2 separate regions of the Homo sapiens genome follow, and region 2 is linked to region 1. A link is an interaction called in ENCODE POLR2A ChIA-PET data of the cell type or tissue named here. Cell type or tissue: K562. All regions are shown on one strand.

What was found. ChIA-PET counts read pairs that join two places held together with the same protein. Peaks named below come from ENCODE experiments on the same cell type or tissue, not always from the same donor. Only the 100,000 strongest peaks of a DNase experiment are listed, where the experiment ranks them.
Region 2: POLR2A ChIA-PET joins it to region 1 with 8 read pairs; 2 of 35 experiments call an interaction of 5 or more read pairs at or near these places.

Annotation. Positions count from the first base shown.
Region 1 is chr14:23,541,814-23,544,313 of GRCh38, reverse strand. The region is part of intron 1 of ZFHX2 (zinc finger homeobox 2); the gene reads left to right. It also overlaps a transcript of THTPA not described here. Among named protein-coding and RNA genes, the nearest start is that of ZFHX2, 8.7 kb to the left of the region's middle. In K562, no CTCF peak of the experiment used is centred here; no DNase peak of the experiment used is centred here.
Region 2 is chr14:23,363,836-23,366,335 of GRCh38, reverse strand. It overlaps EFS (embryonal Fyn-associated substrate), which reads left to right and starts at 1,164. Exons shown (of 6, transcript NM_005864.4): 1 at 1,164-1,328. The coding sequence starts at 1,311. RefSeq lists an enhancer at 2,066-2,500. In K562, no CTCF peak of the experiment used is centred here; no DNase peak of the experiment used is centred here; H3K4me3 peaks cover 203 bases; H3K27me3 peaks cover 2,027 bases.

The sequences.
Region 1 (2,500 bases):
GTTCCCCATTCCCTTTTTTTTTTTTTTTTTCTGTTTTCTGTTTCTGATGTGTTTGTTTTTAGACAGGGTCTCACTCTGTCACCCAGGCTGGAGTGCAGTGGTGCAATCTCGGCTCACTACAACCTCTGCTTCCCGGGTTCAAGCGATTCTTCTGCCTCAGCCTCCTGAGTAGCTGGGATTACAGGTGCATGCCACCACGCCCGGCTCATTTTTTTTGTATTTTTAGTAGAGACAGGGTTTCACCGTGTTGGCCAGGCTGGTCTCAAGCTCCTGACCTCCAATGATCCACCCACCTCGGCCTCCCAAAGTGCTGGAATTATAGGCGCGTGCCCGGCCTGCCCCATTCTCTATATGAAGAGACTAAATTGAGACTTTACGCAACTTACCTGAGGTCATTTACATATTAAGAAACAGAACTAGAATTTGATTCCAGGTCTGTCTGACTCTAAAGGCTATTTTTTTTTGTTTTTTGAGACAGGGTCTCCCTCTGTTGGAGGGAGAGTGCTTGTCTGATGAAGTTCATATGCTAATATGGATACACATGTGTAGACCTTCAACTTTAAGAGATGTTGTCACAAATGGGTACACATATCATTCAAAGAACACTACCCGCCATTATCTATCCCTTCCCTCCTGTTCCCACTCCCTCCCTCCCGCTCCTTCCCTTCCTTCACACAGGGCATGGCCAGTGCCCCTGCATGGACTGCAGTGTGAATGACGCACCCTGGAGTTGCGCAAAGCAGTGCTCCTCTTCTGGTCCATCTTATACTAAGAAACAAACCAAATGGAAGACAGCCATCTAGCACCTTCAGGCGGAACATGATAGCACATATGCTCAAGGTGACACACAGAGTAATACAATCAGACTCAAAAGACCTCATTCAAAATGCATACCAGCCAGAGTTCAGAAGCTTACAAATTAACCCAAGAGCAGAGGTACTGACATCAGGCTACCTGAGTTCCAATCTCAACTCTACTTCTTTTTAAGCAGGAGATCTTAAAAATTACTTAACCCATCTAAATCAGTCTCCATGTTTGTAAAATAGGAATGAATAGCTACATCTATTGCATCAGATTGAAGTGGAGGATTAGGTGATGTGATACTTGCCGAGGGCCTAGCACGGTGCCTGGCCCATGGCAAACATTTAAAGATGTTAGCTATTTACTATTATTACAATTAGTTTTTGTTGTAATACTATTTAAATGCAGTCATTACATCACACAGGTTCACAGAATAAAATAACCAGAAAGACTTATTTACATACACGGTCACTCAGAATGTTTTCCTTCCAGCCGGGCGCAGTGGCTCACGCCTGTAATCCCAGGCCAAGGTGGGCGGGTCAGGTAGTCAGGAGATAGAGACCATCCTGGACAACATGGTGAAACCCTGTCTCTACTAAAATACAAAAAATTAGCTGCTTGTGGTGGTACGCGCCTGTAATCCCAGCTACTCGGGAGGCTGAGGCAGGGGAATTGCTTGAACCCAGGAGACAGAGATTGCCGTGAGCTGAGATCACACCACTGCACTTCAGCCTGGCAACAGAGACACCATCTCCAAAAAAAAAAAAGAATGTTTTCCTACCAAGTTCTGGGAGACCAAATTCTTCAGCGGTCCCCCATGCAAGGATCAGATAGGATCCTGATTCTGAATTTAAGGGGACAACTCCCTGAGTGCTCATACAGAAGAAGGGTTCCGAGCTGGTTCGTGGTTGTCTAAGCCTGTGGTATGTAGAACGAGAGAACCACATCTAGCAGGATGTGAGTCTCTCCAGTGTACTATAAAATCACATAGATCTGTGCAGCAGAGCAGCTCCACACTGCTGTCCTAACACATCCAACACTTTCCAAGTCATCAAGGGAGATGCCTCCTCTCCTGGACACCCACCCCCATCAGTAGCAGACACTCTGCAGCACACCTCAGCAAATCCATGCAAATGTGAACGTGTGTGGTTTCAGCCTACCGCTTCCCTTCTCCTCCTGTCTGCTCCCTACCACCCCCATCTTCTTCCTGAGCCTACCCTTTTCTCCTCACACCTCACCCAATCTACTCATGCCCACCTTAAGCATCTTGCAAAGTGCAAGAGACAGCCTCCTTGCCACCTCCTTCTCACTGGGGACAGGCCACCATCCCAATCTGGTGCCAGAGCTGGGAGGCCTGGAAAAGATTCAATATATGCAAATCAAGACCTAGCTTCATCTTCCTCTTCACTTCCTTACCTCTCCCTCTCTCCTTCCCTTCTTCCTCCCTCCTCTTCTCTGCCTTAGCGATCTTTCTTTGCCCTTTACAACACTCCTTTTCCTGCTTGTCTCATTCCCTGCCATACTCGTTCTTTCTCTCTCTTTTGGACAAAACTTATTTGCACAAAGTAAGCTCTCCTTAAATATTTATAAAAGGGGAAGGGTCTAGAAGAGATAGGTAGAATTAAAAGGGAAGAATCAAAGTACTGTTTGTTTTCTTTTTAAATATAGAAGGTAAGATTTAGAGATGATAGAATGATAG
Region 2 (2,500 bases), 180 kb after region 1:
CCTTTCCCCTCCCTCCTTTCTCTTAATCCCCAGGACGGAGCCCTGCGCGGGAGAGGAGAGGGCCTGAGGGGAGGAGAAAGGAACAGCACTGAGAGGGGCCAGGAGCCCAGGAAGGGGAGGGAAGGGCAGCCGCGGGCCAGGGGTGAGCCTGCGGGCCACGCGCGACCCCCGGAGCCTTCGCAGCCCTCTCAGTGTCCCCACTCCCAGCCCAGGCGAGTCCACAGGACCCGGGCCCCTGCTCCTCCCTCGCCTTCTCTTTGCTCCTTCTTTTGCTTTGTGGCCTTTCTTTCCCTTCCCAGAGACACCTGGGAGCTGCCCCCAAGCTTTGGGGCGCCCCGCGGGGCCCTGCCAAGGGTGCGTGTGAGAGAGGGCGGCGGAGCCGGCGCCGGGTGCCAGGGGCCGAGGGTGGGAGCGGGAGCTCGTGGCCCTGCGCCCTGGAGCCGAGGACTGGAAGGGGGCTGGGCCCCTCCGCCGCCTGGGCGCAGGCCGCGCGTCGGGAAGGCAGTCCCGCCTGTTCCAGGGGTGCCTGCGTGCTGGTTGCTGCTGCCCGGGGCGAGGCGCCGTAGCGGCGACCTCAGACCCCCGGGCGCGCTGAGTGAGTGCGCGCGTGAAAACCGCCGCACCGCCGGGGGTGCGAGTGTCTGGGCCGAAGCGGCCACTCCAGCGACCCAGCCCCACGGCCACGCTCTCGGGGGCCTTTGGCTCCAGGCAACTTGGGGCAAGCGTCTCAGTTCTCGCTCTCCCTTCCTCCCAGCGGGGTCGCCGCAGACCCCAGCCCTGGGAGCACCGCTCTGCAGCGCGGCCGGCGGGTGGAGACGGTTGGCCCCTAAACTCGCTCGTCCAGCCCAACCGCCCCGGCGGCTTCTCCCAGCCCTCGAGGCTCTCCTGAGCGGCCTGGAGAGGCGTCGAGCGCAGCCCAGCGCCCGCCTGCTCACCCGCCCCGGCCCGGGAAGGGAATTTTCGGATCCTGCGAGCCCGGGGCGCCCCCGCGGCCTAGGGCGGGCAGCTCCCGGGGCCTGGCCGAGCCGGTGGCGCCCGGGAGGCCGCGGGGACAGCACGCAGCGCGCGCCCTTGGATGCCGTCCCGCAGCGACGCCCCGGCCCGCCCCGCTCCTCCTCCTGCCTGGCTAGCCTGCCTCTCATTTGGGAAGTTTTGTGGGTTTTCTTTCTCCTCCTCCAACCTTGGCGGAGGCCACGACTCAGGCGCCACAGCTGGGGGCTAGAGGCCGCGGACCATGGTGCGGGGCAGCCACCGCTGAAGTCAGCAAAACCGAGCCTGGCCTGAGGCAGGCTGCGCGGGAGGCCAAAGCCATGGCCATTGCCACGTCGGTGAGTCCACCAGGGAGTGGAGGCTGCCGGGGAGAGACCTCCACGGCCTGCCCTGCGCTCCTGTCACTTTATTTCTGCCCTCTCTTTGTCTCTCTCCTTGGTCCCTTTCTTCTCCAGGAGGCTGTGTCCCCCTCCTCTCACTTTTGTTTCCCTTCTCCCTCTCACTCCTCATCCCCTGCTCCTCCTGGCTCCGGGCTCGCCCCTCTTCCCCGCCCCCTCCCCATTCTCCTTTTTCTTCCTAGAGGCTGCGCCTGAATGGAGGGGAAGGGGCAAGCGTAGCCCGAGTCCTATCTGCTCCTTTTGGGCGGGAACAGATGGCCACTGGTGGTTGGCAGAGGCTTGTGGTTGGGAGGCAAGTAAAAGGTTTGGAGGGGGCTGAAAGGACCTAGTGGCTCACGGAAAACGGAAAACGAGAGGCTGAACGACCCCAGGAGGCCCATCTCGAGACGAGGGATAAGGAAAAAAGGGAGATAGAGCAAAGGAGGGAGATCAAGAAAGAGAAGACAGAGGGAGGAGGGGAGGTGATGTCAGCCAGAGCCTCAGGCCACTTTCCAGGGATCGGGACAAAGGGAGGAGACAGCTGGCATGATGGGACAGTGGGAGGAGGCCTCCCAGAGAGCACAGAGGCTCTCTGCCACCTACATTAGGCTGGCCATTCCCTCACCAGTCAGCTGGGCTGCTGGGGGATAGAGCAGGAGTGGTCACACCCATCATCAATCAGTCCATCAACAACTCTGTCCTGCAATGGCAGGGCCCAGAGGCTTGGCTCCATTGGACAGAACTCAGTCCTAACACCGGGAGGAGCGCTCTACAGCCCCACCTCTGCTTTCTGTTCTACAGTCTATGCAGTCTGAATCCAGGCAGCTTTGTTCCCTTTCCACCCTCTTCTAGGTCCTGCCTAAGATTCCCAGGGAAGCGAGGCCGTCACCTGCTTTCTGTTCCCTTCTCAGTGGGGACTCTCGGAGAGAGACTGGAAAGAGAAGCACAGAGCCACCCAATGTCCTCCCATACCCTTTGAGGACAGGTTCAAGTTTGGTTCTTTCTCAGACCAAACTCCATTTTTTTTTTTTTTTTGAGACAAGGTCTCACCCTGTCACCCAGGCTGGAGTGCAGTGGCACAATCACGGCTCAATGCAGCCTCGACCTCCTGGGCTCAGGTGATCCACCTACCT